2 separate regions of the Homo sapiens genome follow, and region 2 is linked to region 1. The links are chromatin loops, found by intact Hi-C in ENCODE. Cell type or tissue: GM12878. All regions are shown on one strand. Each heading gives the region's core, and the rest is flanking DNA. Links, peaks and the distances in the headings are about the cores only.

Region 1 (6,806 bases), core at 945-5,944:
TGCCATGTTAGTGTGCTGCACCCATTAACTCGTCATTTAGCATTAGGTGTATCTCCTAATGCTATCCCTCCCCCCGCCCCCCACCCCACGACAGTCCCCTCACAATTCCTGTGGGTACTTTGGCTGACTTTTTGTTACAAACAGGATAATCAACTTATCTGGGCTTGCCCAAGACGTTCCCGATTATACAATAGAAAGTCCTGCACCCTAGGAAACCTCAGTCCCAGGCAAACTAGGGACTTCGCATGAGTACTCACCTTGCAGCCTTGATGAGGCTGCAATCACCATGCTGACTGGGGCCAAAGTCGTTTCAATGTTTGATTGGGGCAGGGGCAAGTTCTGTTTCTGAGCTACTCAGTGGTTGCTGACACGACTTAGTTCCTTTGGAGCTGTAAGCCAGTGGGGTCTTCAGGTCCCACTGGCCACTGGCCAGAGGCTGCCCTCAGTTCCCTGGCAGGTGACCCTTTCCATCAGAGTCTGACTTGAGATCCAGGGAGAACGTGCCAGCAAGATGAAATCACCGTCTTTTGTAATTTAATTACAAAAGAGACACCTCATCACTTTAGCCAAATTCTATTTGTTAGAAGCAATTCACTAACTAGATCCAGCCCATCCTCTGAGGGAGGGGAATAAACAAGGCAGGACTACCAAGAATAGAGGGAGATCTGCCAGAAGCTTTCTGTGCAACAGAGAATCAGCTGCAAGAAGAAACAGCTGAGAGAAGAGTATCTTATAATGGTGATAAACACATTTTCTACAGAGCACGTAACCATAAATTTATCTGATTAAGAATATGCTCAAACAATAGATAGCAAAGACAAATTTATTCTCAATTTTCTTTTAAAACATTTCACTACTCATGGCCGGGCACAGTGGCTTAAGCCTGTAATCCCAGAACTTTGGGAGGCTAAGTTGGGCAGATCACTTGAAGTCAGGGGTTCGAGAGACCAACTTGAGCAACATGGTGAGACCCTGTCTCTACTATTAAAAAAAAAAGAAAAATTAGCCTGGCCTGGTGACACATGCCTGCAGTCCCAGCTACTGGGAAGCTGAGACAAGAGAATCAGTTGAACCCAGGAGGTAGAGGTTGCAGTGAGTCAAGATCACAGCACTGCACTCCAGCCTGGGCAACAGAGTGAGACTCCACCTCAAAAAAAAAAAAAAATCCACTACACTCGATGAACAGATAAAAGAGTGTAATTTTGTGAGTGTGCATTTGTGCAAATGTGTGTCGGGGTGGAGTAGGTTGTTTTGAATTCCCTCTTTTATTTCAGCTGATTTTTGAAATTATTTTTTATTTACAGAACTCCAGGAATAAACTATATAATTAAAATTATAAAAAGAACAAGTCTTAAAATAAAAGTATTCTTAAAGCCTGAGCTTTCCTGCTTGTCTAAAGCCATTATTTTCTCTGACTTTCTGATCTTTTCAATCTTTCAATGTGTATTTCCCCCCACTAAAAACTGCTTTTTCCTATAATATTTCTCTTTCTCCCAAATCCATCCTTAATCCTTTGCTCTTCTAATGTTTGTTATTCTTTTAGATTTCAGCACAGGCGTCACTTTTTCAGGATTTTCTGAACTAATAAAATGTTCTTTATTAAACATTCTCATACATATATATTTCATGTTCTGGCATTTACCACAGTTCTATCTTTACACTTATAATTATTTATTTATGTTTATTTCCTAAAACATTAGCTTCATGTGGGAACTCACCATGTTTTCCCTACTCCAAGACTAATGTCTTGCACAAAGGGTACAGTAATCCCTCCTTATCCTTGGATATATGCTCCAAGACACCCAGTGGATGCCAGAATAGTACCATAAATAGTATTGAACCCTATATGCACTATGCTTTTCCCCGTACATACTTATGATAAAGTTTAATATGTAAATTAGGCACAATAAGAGATCAACAATAACTAGTAACAAAATGGAATAATTACAACATATTATTATAACAATTACGTGACTATGGTGTATCTTTCTCTCTCTCATAATATCTTCTTTTACTGTACAGCAGTAACTGAAACCCTGAAAAACAAAACCCTTGATAAGCAGAGACTGCCGTACTATTTTTAATCACTTGCTGAATAAATAAATAAAAACACATGTTATAATTACCTAAATGTTTCTTTGCTAAATTAATAGTTTTTTCTGAATTGAAATTCTTGTTTTATTTGGTTTGTATATATTTAGTGAAGGAGTAGATAGGTAGTGTTAAATTAAATGTGGCCTAATGCCTCTTCTCTTGAATCAATTTGTAGCAAACTGCAGCCTAATTTTAAGAATATAATCTTGTAACAAGTAGCTGTGTCTCAGTCGCTTACATGAGATAAGCTTCAGCCAATCACAGGCTGCCAACTGCTCAGGCCATGTCCATATAAGGCAAATGCCTCATCACACCCTGCATAAAGAAAGTCAACACTCAGCTGCAACCAACCACACAAGCTATATACGTATATGCTTCCTTGTTTCGTTTATAAATACTGCCTTCCCATGCGCTGGGGGGAGCTGTCTGAACCTCTCATGGTTCTTTGTGCTGTTTGATTCATAAATTTGCTAAAATAGGCTTTGCTAAATTTATTTTGTCTAAAGCCTTTCTTTTAACAGTAGATATAACTGTACACAAAATACAGTAGTTTATTTTCTCAACTTTAATATTTTTCTGTGCTAAAAGTTATCAATATTTCTAGTCAATAATAAAAAAGTTATGCTATTGGATATTCAATATCCAATGTGTATGCAAGTTATGAATACACTTAAATGCATCTTATTTGAACTTACACATTTTTATGGCATATATATATATATAGTATGCACCACGAAATATAGTAATCATATGCCCTTTTATTTTGTTCATTTAGATAACGAAATACTTTAATAAAAAATAACCTATGACATCTTTACAGAATTCCTATGGAATTGTTTGGACAGGAGAATATATTCATTTTCAAAAAGAGGCTAGTGATGCTCAGGACGATTAAGTAACTAGCCAAAGGTTATGCAGCTTCTAAAAACAAAATGCTTTTTCAGAAAGTGTGGGTACAATTGAACTCTTTTTAGTTCTGTCAAATTTCTCTCTTTATCATGTACCTGTAGTTTCAGATGCATTAGTGGCTACTTTGGCTTTCATGCCTAGAGGAGCATCATCTGTTGCAGGCAGGATGGGTAGAGGGTCCAGCAGCCTCTTGTCTTCCTGCCTGATTCTTCAGTATTTATCTGCCAAATCGAATTACCACAAGAGGGCACAATGACCTATGAAACATTCTCTCCCTATGCTTTCTGTTTCAAATTGATTCAAAATAGGAGAGATGGAGAAAAAAAGAAAAGGCAAAGAATACTTTTAAGTAATTAATTTCTAACTATTTTTTAATCCTGGCATTGTAGGCATGCTGATCAGAAATTTAAAGAACTTCTACTCATTAGGCTAGACAAACATATGTCCTGCACTGATTTGACATATCTAGAAAGATTCATCATAAACACATTTATTAATGAACATTTTATGAACTTTTACACGCCGAAGATGCTTTCATGTAGTTACCACGAAGGTCTACGTTTGGCTTAGAGGAAGCACAACTGAAATATTCTTTCCTTTTTTTTCAGTCCCATACACACTCTGGTGTCAAGCTCAGTACTCCTATTTACTGGGAGTCCTTCCTTAATGGTATCAGACCTACGAATTACTTTTTCCTCTTCATGGGCATTAAAAAATCTCATTATTTGCCTTTTTTCTCACTCATATGTTGAGTCAATTTTAGGTGTTAAATTCTGCACTGGGATGGGGATGATGCAACTTTCAGACAATGGCTTGGATGAACTCAAAGACTAGCAGAGAGGAGAGAAAAGTAATCTTTATACAAAGAAGGAGGACTTATTCGTGATTCTTATTTTACAGATGAGATAACTCCCTCATGAGTTTAAGTAATTCCTCAAAACCACACCAATGACAATTTGACTTTAAAACCCATGATTTTTTTTCTTCCAACACTCTGATAAGGTCATGGATTTTTAATTTGCTTTCAGCCTTTTGAGGATCGTCACAGATCCTCAAGTAGTTTGCATTAAATGCAACAGAAGTGTATCAACAACTAATTTGTATACATTATTATTTGATTTAATTTTCGGTACATTAAATATTTTGAGAAATGCCATTATGATAAGTAACAAATTCACTTTTACTCTTGATGTGAGATGGAACTATATATAGAATTACTGAGAAACAAAAAATTTGCAAATTTATTTATGCAAAACAACATCATTGACCGAAATTCAGAAAGTATTTTTAGTTATTTACTCTTTGTGATGAACTGTGCTATGAGAGCTAAATAGAGAATAGATTAAATGAATGTGGTGATCAACCACTAGGAAGACTTCACAGACGATGTTCTTTCTGATAGAAAGTTTTTAAGGCTTTGGAAGAAACTCTTCTGTAAAGAGAGTTAAGACAATTCCAAGGAGCAAACTTGGTATGAGAAATGACATCCAGATGAGGACTTAAAATGAGTAATGATATATTTGTGCAATTTACAATAACTGGTAGTTAGATTAATTTACAAAATAGGCAAGTACTTGAAAATAATGATTATTCATCAAATATTTGTTTTTACCTAAATATTATTAGATAACATATAAATAATAAAAAAACAACTTCGCTTGTCTCAAGAAAATTTATATACATAAAATATAAACATATGTACTATGATAGTATGAAAATATAGTTTTAACCAACTTCTTCATATACATATCTACATTAGATTTCAGGAAAGAAATAAGTTACAATGAAATTAAAATAAAATAATGTATCTGAATAGTAAATAATAGGTCAAGATACAAAGTTGTTTGAAACATTTGTAGGACAAGACCTTTAAAATTCCCAATAACTATCTTTTAGTATTTGGAGTCATAAAAAAATTGAAAATCATCATCCAAAATTATTGATCCTATTAACATAAAAAGTTTAAGGTAGTAGAGATAGATGGCAAACATGGATGAAAAATAAATATTTTTCGGGAATATTTGTGAGTATCAAAGGATAAGTAGAGCGTTGGGCCTGGCTTGGCTAATTTCTTTTAACTTTTTTAAAGCAATGCTCTCTGAAAATAGGTTTCAAATAATAGCTTTATGTATATATATATATATGTGTGTGTGTGTGTGTGTGTGTAAATAATATATGAGTAATTTCTAAACCTGGTGGTATACTCCCAGGAAATCAGACAGAATAGAAGATATTAATAAAAAGAAAACTGATATATATATATATATGTTTTCAGATATATCTGATTAAATATTAGAATGTTGACAAAGCATGTTTGTGGAAAGGTTATGATTATTTCCATAATGCATGTGGTTTTTCTATTTGTAGCATTACTGAAAACAAACAACAAAAAACTTATCAATTCAAATAAAGCTATTACTGTTAGAGCTTTAAAGGCAGCTTAGGACTAAATAACAAATCAAATAAATATGTGATGTATTTGGGAGAATGGTTTCCACCCCGCTCCCCCCACGCCAAAAAAAAAAAAAAAAAGACAGAATACCAGAGGACTTGGAGAACGTAGTTAAACTTTGCAAAGTTTATGGGTTGAGGTCGCATGAAAATCAAGGTATCAGGTTGGTACTGATCTAGCAGAAGGTCCCACAAGTCAAGTAGATGCTGCTGAATTACAGAGTTGAAAATCACTTGTCAGTCAAAAATTAGCATAATAATATGACTTAGCCTGCTACTAACATGATTGATATTATACTAGTGAGAGTAGTATCTAGCTGGAATGACACTTGTTGCAATACATGATGCCCTCTCAGATAAAAGCTTAGATTCTGCATCAAATTTTATTAGAATGAGAATATTTATAGGTCTTCTAATACGTCTTCACATACCCTTTTTCTATAATAAATTATTCTAGAGCAACATTTTCCTAGGGTTATCTTCAGAAGATTATTTCAATAGGATGTTTATGGATAGCTACTATATTAATAGTTGGGGGAGGATGTTGGAGACTATTGACTTTGTCCTGGTGGTTTTTCTTTGGAAAAATCATTAAAGCTCATGAGTGGCAGCCAAATGTAAATGGCACATGGAACTAAATCTCTAGCTCTGACCTCTCCCTGAAACTTCCATCCCTTGGTTGGACAAATACAACCCGCTCATCATTACTTCATTATTTCTAAAGCCTAAAGTCAAAATTGGAAAACTTCTGCATTTTTAACATTTGTAAATGTCATCACCATTCTCTCACTCATGTAGATTTTTTTAAACTTCTATTTTAAGGTCAGAGGTACAAGTGCAGGTTTATTACACAGGTAAACTTGTGTTACAGGGGTTTGTTGTACAGATTTTTTCATCACCCAAGTATTAAGCCTAGTAGTATCCATTAGTTGTTTTTCCTCATTCTCTACCTCCAAAAGGCCCCAATGTGTGTTGCTCCACTCTAGGTGTCCATGTATTTTCATCATTTAGCTCCCACTTACAAGTGAGAAAAAAGAATTAGTCTCATGTCCAATCTCCCATTCTGTGTATGACTCAGCTCTTTAGGGTCTCATTCTGCCTGCACTGCTCTTTGATATCTAAATCTGTCTGTTTCATCTTGTTACTGCCGTCACTACTTCAATCCAAGCCCTCACAAATTACCACTGCACAATCTTAAAAGCCTTCTCACTGGCATGAATATGCAGCTTTATGCCCTTCCAAGCCAGCTGAATTCATGATGGTCAGATGGTAATTTGAAGAGCAATTGTTGAATTATCTTTCTCCAATACTTAGTTATGTTTATGGATTCTCCTTCGCTCATTGAAAAGGGT
Region 2 (6,806 bases), core at 1,066-6,065, 330 kb after region 1:
CCAACCCTTCAGTGTGACACGGACCTCATTAAAAATGAAAACTTACCAGCAACTCAGCAGTGAGAATATAGCACCTCTATACAGTTTTTTTTTTTTTAAGTTTCCTTCTCTTGACATGGGAACCAGTCAAGATTAATCTTTAAAATATTTCAAGAGAGCATTTAATTCCGTGGATTTTTTGACAAAAAAGGAAGCAGCTGAGGCAAACAATGTAAGTAGAGAGTTTATTTGGACCAAGCTTGAGGGCTGCAACCCAGGAGCATAGATTCTATTTATCCTGAATATACACTCAAATCAGCAACGTAATAAGTGTTGCTTGTAAACAATTAGGGAAGTAAAGGGAAAGAAGAGGCAGTTCCTGAGTTGTTTACCAAAAATTTACATTAAAATAACATAAGCTATTTATAGGTTGTACATTGTTCTTTGTGTTACAAATTCTAGGAACATGAAGATAATGGGCGAGGCAGCTAGTCAGGGGCACAAGGACTAAACTTTTCCTAGGCATAGTGTGGCATCATATACATACTCATGTCTCTCTGGCCCTGCACACCTTGCAGACTTCAGACTGCTCGGAGCTATTTTCCTTTCCTCATTTCTCCTGTTTATAAAAAATCTTCCCATGGAAGCAGTGATGATCAATCTCTTAGGCCTTCATCCCTTGGCACTGGGAAGGCTCATTCTTGGATAATCCTCAGTCAAGTCATTGATTTCTATAACTGTCATTTCTTGTTAAGTCATCTCCAGTCTTCAGAATTTCATGCTTTTGGTTTTCTCAGAAGAAGAAAAACTGATAAATACATAGTAAAAAACCTGTTTCATTGGGGATTCAGTCCAAATTATTGGAAAATGACAAAAACTCAAAAACAGTGGTCAGGGCTGGAATCTAATAACAGGTATGCTATAATTTTTCTCTGAACCATAATTTTTCTCTCTCCAGTTTCCCATTTACACCTAAGACAAATCTTAGTAGGACCAATTTACTTCCAAAATAAGTTTTAGTGTTGTACTGAGCCTGATTATTTTCAAAAAACACAACAAGAATAGCGATTACCATATAGGCTCTTTTAAATTGGCTTTGCTGAAACTTTCTTAAGGAATTTCAGATTAGGCTTTTATAAGTCTCCAGGCTAGGAAGCCAAGTCAAAGATTCACAATTAGAATGTGCCTGTAATACCTGTACAAATTGAATAAACTTCTCCCTTCTCAAGGTCCCCAAGATATCTTGAGTTTCCTGGGCCTGTTGGATATTGACATTCTTTACTTACTGCAAGGTCAGAATTTTTGAAAGGAACTATGTAGACAAAGTACCAGGTCAATCTCTCTGAGGACTTTTTATTGACTCTATAAAGTCAATCTTAATTTTTTAAAGCAGTCTGATAATATCCAAAAATATGCCATTTTGGTCATAGCCTTAGTATAATAATCAGTGTATCTTATTTTATGGTTACCATAAAATAAGATTATTAATAAATGGATTTTAAATTTTGGAGAAATAAGGTATAGAGAATGTTGTTCACAAATGTTATATTTCACCCAATTCTGTAAGCTATAAACAGCTCAAAAAAGTTTCATTTACTCTGCAAAACAAATATAAAAAGAATCAGCAATGTTTTAAACACAAAGTCCTAAAAAGCATTTCAGTCTTCTTTTTCTATCAGTTCAGTCCCACATAATAAATTCTCATTCTGCTTGATGTTGAGTTAGAAATCTTCATGAACACATCAGTTTATGGGAGTTCTTAAAGTCTTTACTTAGTCTAATAATACAATCTCCAAAGTTATTAGAAACCTGTATTCAAGAGTACTTGTCAGGGTTCATTCTCATGAATTGTCTTAAAAAAAAAAAAAGCAAATTTTGGACTGTTGTCAATTGTAAACCACTTTCTGAGAAGAATCCAAGTAAAACAATAATTTTCTATGAATGACAAAAGACTTAGACTAACCATGGTTAAAAACACAATTGACAAGGAAATTCTGTGGCGAATGACAGTGTAACATAATAACCATATTTGTGTCTGACAACATATGTTAACACATCATAATTTTAGGAATATCATACAATTTTGAAAGACAATAATACAATATATCTCCTCTAGAGATATACTATATTATTTTATTATTATTATTACTACTATTATTTGTGGTATCAAAAATAGTGAAAAAAGGATCAGAAGTGAAAAGAAACAAAAGAATAAGTCTTATAAGAGCCAATTTGGGGGCATGTTAAGCTTTCTAAAAGGCAAATGATGTTTTACATTTTTCTCAGCAAAAATTATGCCAACAAGATAGGAAGTAACCAGAGGGATCAAACACATTTAAAAAGAGTTTCAGTCAACGGAAAAAAATCCCCCAAAACAGGATCCAAAAGAAGAAAATGCAGAAAGCCCCTTTTATTCTTATTTTTAAAATTATAGCCTAAATGTCAGCTTTTAGTTAAGCTGACTTCTGACCATAGAGCTCTAAGAAAGAATCTTTTTAAATTTCTTATTACCAGATTTAATTCAAGACAAACAAACTACTCTGATTCAGTTTGTGTGGTGCAAAAACCAGCTTTTTTTTCCAATTGTGTGCACAAAGAATTATTTTCAACATAGCAAAGGATTCTTATTTTGGTTACTGCTGTTTATGATCGTCCCAGTGAAATGGCCTCATTGTGGAGTAACACCCAAGATCTGTTGTCTCACAGACACAGAAATCTAGGATGCAGATGCATAAAGTGTCAGGTTGAGAGTGGAAGTTTAATAGGCAAAAGAAAGAGAAGAGCTCTCTGTTGCAGACAGGGGTCCAGAAAAATGGGTTGCCGGATCCATGGTGAAATGCAAGGGGTTTTATAGATGCCTGGTGAGGAGGCAGTGTTTGATTTACACAGGGTGTGAAACATTGGTTGGACCAGGTGTGCCACTTGCATAGGTCATGAAAAACTGGTTGGGACTAGATGTGCCGTGTGCATAGGGTATGAATTTCTGGCCACCCCTACCATAATCTTTTATTATGCAGGCGGGTCTTCTGCCTGAGCTGTGCCATGTTGCCCGTTTCTTTACTCTACACATGGTAACAAGAAAAGGGAAGATGGAGCCTCCGTGTTGGACATGCCTGGCCCCCAGGTGGCCCTTTTCTATTGGTGCCTCTGCCAGCATTCGCCCGTGCAAGCTTCCTGCTTGATTATCTATGTTTGCAGCTCTATTTTTCAGGCTGCTCTTTGTTAGAAAAGCAATGATTTGGGGGGCTGCTTTTTGTTAGAAGGGAAGCTCTGCCAAGAACTCTGTTGCCCTCACTATCTGCCTAAATAATTTCTGCCTTCTGTATCACCAGGTTAGGTGGGTCCACTTTCCTAGGCCTTTACAAGAGGATACCCCACGAGTGTTATACATAAATCCAGCTGGTGTTTCTAAAAGGAATACTCTAATTTTGATGCTTGACTTCCCATAATTTAGGAACTTTTCAAAAGTGTCAAGCCTGGGAATGTATTTAGGGTGAAAGTGTAACTTATCTCAGACTGTCTCTAACTTCCAGGGAGCAATAGTGTGCTCAGTGTATGAGGACCAGACTTTCATAGTGTACCTGTTTGGAAGAGCAAAAAGAGGGAACACTTTTCGGTTAGAAACTAACAGGAATTGGTCTCAAATAAAAGGATAGGTCTGAATTTTTAAGCAGAAGAAACAGTTTTAATCTTAAAAGTAGGCCATATAAAACAAAACCATCCGTGTCTAACTGCCAATCCTTTGACCTGAACCTCTGCTGTGAGACAGAGGCAGAAAAACCTTGACCTAAGCCTCCAGTCCTGAGGCAGAGGTGGAAGAACCTTGATCTGAACCTCTCCTGTGAGACACAGCAGCAAAAAGACATTTTCTACAGAGCTCTTTACTTGGAGCTTGTGTCCAAAGACAGAGACCAAAGCCCTCTCTTAAAGAAAAGAGACAGTTTGAAAAACAGCCAAATAAAGTCTATATTTCAACCAAGGAGTGGGAGGTCCTAATTCTGGAGAACTTACCCAGAACACCCAGTGGGACTTCTGAAGATGCAGAGTTCGTGCTGGTATCAAGCACTGCTTTCAGGCAGAAACACCGCACCTGGTGGTGAGAATGAGTCACTCTGAATCCTGCTGACGATGCCAGATATGCCTATCTCAAAGGAACCTGCTGAGCTAAAATTAATCTATTACTAAGCAGAGTTTACTTGGGCCAAGTTTGAGGGCTGCAGCCCAAGAGCATAGATTCTATTTGTCCTGAATATACACTCTGATTAGCAACAGTAACAAGTGGATTTTAAAGGGAAAGAAAGAGTCAGTTCCTGAGGTTTTTACCGAGGATTTACATTAAAATAATATAAGCCATTGATTGGCTCAGCATTGTTCTTTGTATCATAAATTCTAAGAACATGAAGGTATTGAGTGAGGCAGTCAGGAACAAAATGACTTTAAACAATTTCCCCTAGGCATGGGTGTGGGGTGTGAGCATGACTGAATCCCATACCCACGTCTCTCTGGGTCTGCATACTTTGCAGATCTCAGACTGCTCTCAGCTATTTTCCTTTTCTCAAGTTTCACATTCTCAGTGTAGAATATTTTTGTCACAGGCTATTTTATATGTGGACATACAGAATAGGCGAAGGAACTTTTTAATACAATAAAAAATACACACAATGAAACTGGTAGTATGTATTTAACAAAAATCATATGGAAAATTAAGGTCATTTTAATAAATAAGTGACTTTGAGATGGGGGAGGGAATTCATGGGGTCTTATAAAGCCTGTAACATCCTAATGAGTTTGTCGCTTTGTTTTGGTTGCCTAATATCCATAAAACTCTCATAAATTTAAAAATCTATATATTAAAAATGTTTAATGAAGCAAAGGATGCAGAAAAGATTTTATTCTGTTACAGTCAGAAAAAGATGTCTTAGGCAGCTCAGGCTGCTATATCAAATACCATAGACTGGGTAGTTTAAACAACAATAATTTCATTTCTCACAGTTCTGGAGGTTAGAAGTCCAAGATGAACTCTGGAGGTTAGAAGCCCAGCAGGATCAGATTCTCTTCCTGGATTCTATCTGGCTGCCTTTTCATTGTCCTTACATGGTGGAGACAGTGATCAAGCTCTCTGGTGTCTCTTCTTATAAGGGCAACAATCTCATCATTAGGGCCCCACCCTTACAACCTCATCTACCAAAGGCTCTATCTCTGAATACTATCACATTTGGGGATTACAGCATCAACATATACATTTTTAGTGGACATAATTGAGTCCATAGTAGAGTGGCAATTTTAATTAAGCAAAAAATGCAGAGGAGACTATCTGTTACACTCAAAAAAGGGATTAATCCAGCATTCACTCCACAACAAACACAAAGTATGAAAAGTTGATGAATAAAGCATCCACACGTGAAAATTTTCAGTTTTCTTTTTTAAAGTTAAATGTAAAATCAGAAGTGAAACCAAGTTACAATTGTGGTGAACCCTGGAAGTAGCTCTGTTAATACCTGGGGAAAACCAGCTTGTTACTCCCAACTCATAGATTTATAGAGAAATAAATTATGGCTTAGAGAGATGTAACCCTGTTGAGATAAATAATGAGTTAGCAGCCAAGCTAGAGAAAGGATATAGCCCTCCGCGTTCCCACTGCTTTTCCCACCTCACTTTCCTAATAAGCCACTTACAAAACTGGATTCATGTGAAAATATATCCACTTGTTCTTCATTTTGATGTACTTCATAGTCAATGTCTTTCCTAATGATGTCAATCTAATTGAAAAGTTAAAAAAAAGAAAGCCAATATATAGGTGACTAATTTTATTGTTTTAATCCATGTTCTATATTCAAGATAAATGATAAATTGTGACATGCCTTCAGCTGTGCTGCAATGTCATTAATAAAAACGAAAGGAAGAGACAGAATAATAGGGTTGAAGACTCATAGATGTCTTATAGCAGTTAAGAAATGCTATTTTTAAACAACATTATATTGGCTCTACTGTCCTTAAATGTGTAAATTAAATCTTCCTGAAAACAGTTCATAGTAGACAAATGTTACAGGTAAATGCCATTCAGCGCTTAATCACTATTGGCAGATACGAGGTGTAACAGAGTCATACTGACACAGTAAATCAATGAGTAGTAATATTAATATGGAAATTCTTTGGTATTAATGACTTCAGTACCAAATAAGTCTAGAATTTATTTTCTCCCAGTATGCAGAATAAGAATTTGAAATGATTTCACACACACACACACACACACACACACACACACACACACACACATATATATATTTGGTATGTGCTAGCATGGTTTACAGTGAAGACATTGACAGGGTGAAAGAAAAAGGAAGGGTTTAAAGATGATACTGTATTTTTTTTCACATTAAGTAGGAAACAAGAATGGTTCAAAATTGGTCAACATAGTAGATATTGAATGGAATATAAATCAATGGAATTGTGGTAGAGTGAAAAAACGGCCACATTTTTTTCCCATCCATGTAGGTACGTTCTTCCCAATGTGACTTTGCGACTCCTCAAAAAAGAGGTGAAGTTTTTCTCTCCATCCTTAGAATCTCGGCATGGCCTTGCAAATTGCTTTGGTCAGAGGGCATTAGCAAGTATGATACAAGTAAAAACTTGAAAAGTGTTTGCTTACTGAGGGTTGGCCTCTTTTCCTACTGGGAACCCAGGAACTACTGTAGCAGGATGAGCCACAGAGAAAACTCCTCAGACACCGAGTTAAAGAAGGAAGGGGTTTATTTGGCCAGGGGCATCGGCAAGACTCCTGTCTCAAGAGCCGAGCTCCCTGAGTGAGCAATTCTTGTCCCTTTTAA

The links. Hi-C counts contacts between places; a loop is a spot of excess contacts. Peaks named below come from ENCODE experiments on the same cell type or tissue, not always from the same donor. Only the 100,000 strongest peaks of a DNase experiment are listed, where the experiment ranks them.
Region 2: it touches region 1 in a loop (4-fold over the local background); 1 of 110 quality-filtered maps calls a loop at or near these places.

Annotation. Positions count from the first base shown.
Region 1 is chr2:13,190,875-13,197,680 of GRCh38, forward strand. All of the region lies in intron 1 of LOC105373436 (a long non-coding RNA gene), which reads left to right. The region is part of intron 1 of LOC105373484 (a long non-coding RNA gene); the gene reads left to right. Among named protein-coding and RNA genes, the nearest start is that of MIR3125, 460 kb to the left of the region's middle. In GM12878, for the core only: CTCF peaks have their summits at 2,498 and 3,248 (motif pointing right); a DNase peak (open chromatin) is centred at 3,257.
Region 2 is chr2:13,519,287-13,526,092 of GRCh38, forward strand. LOC105373485 (a long non-coding RNA gene) reads right to left here. Exons shown (of 2, transcript XR_922814.3): 2 at 211-4,069. Among named protein-coding and RNA genes, the nearest start is that of MIR3125, 790 kb to the left of the region's middle. RefSeq lists enhancers at 3,297-4,496, 3,876-4,245. In GM12878, for the core only: a CTCF peak has its summit at 4,063; DNase peaks (open chromatin) are centred at 4,055, 4,430 and 5,421; H3K4me3 peaks cover 2,458 bases; H3K27ac peaks cover 4,028 bases.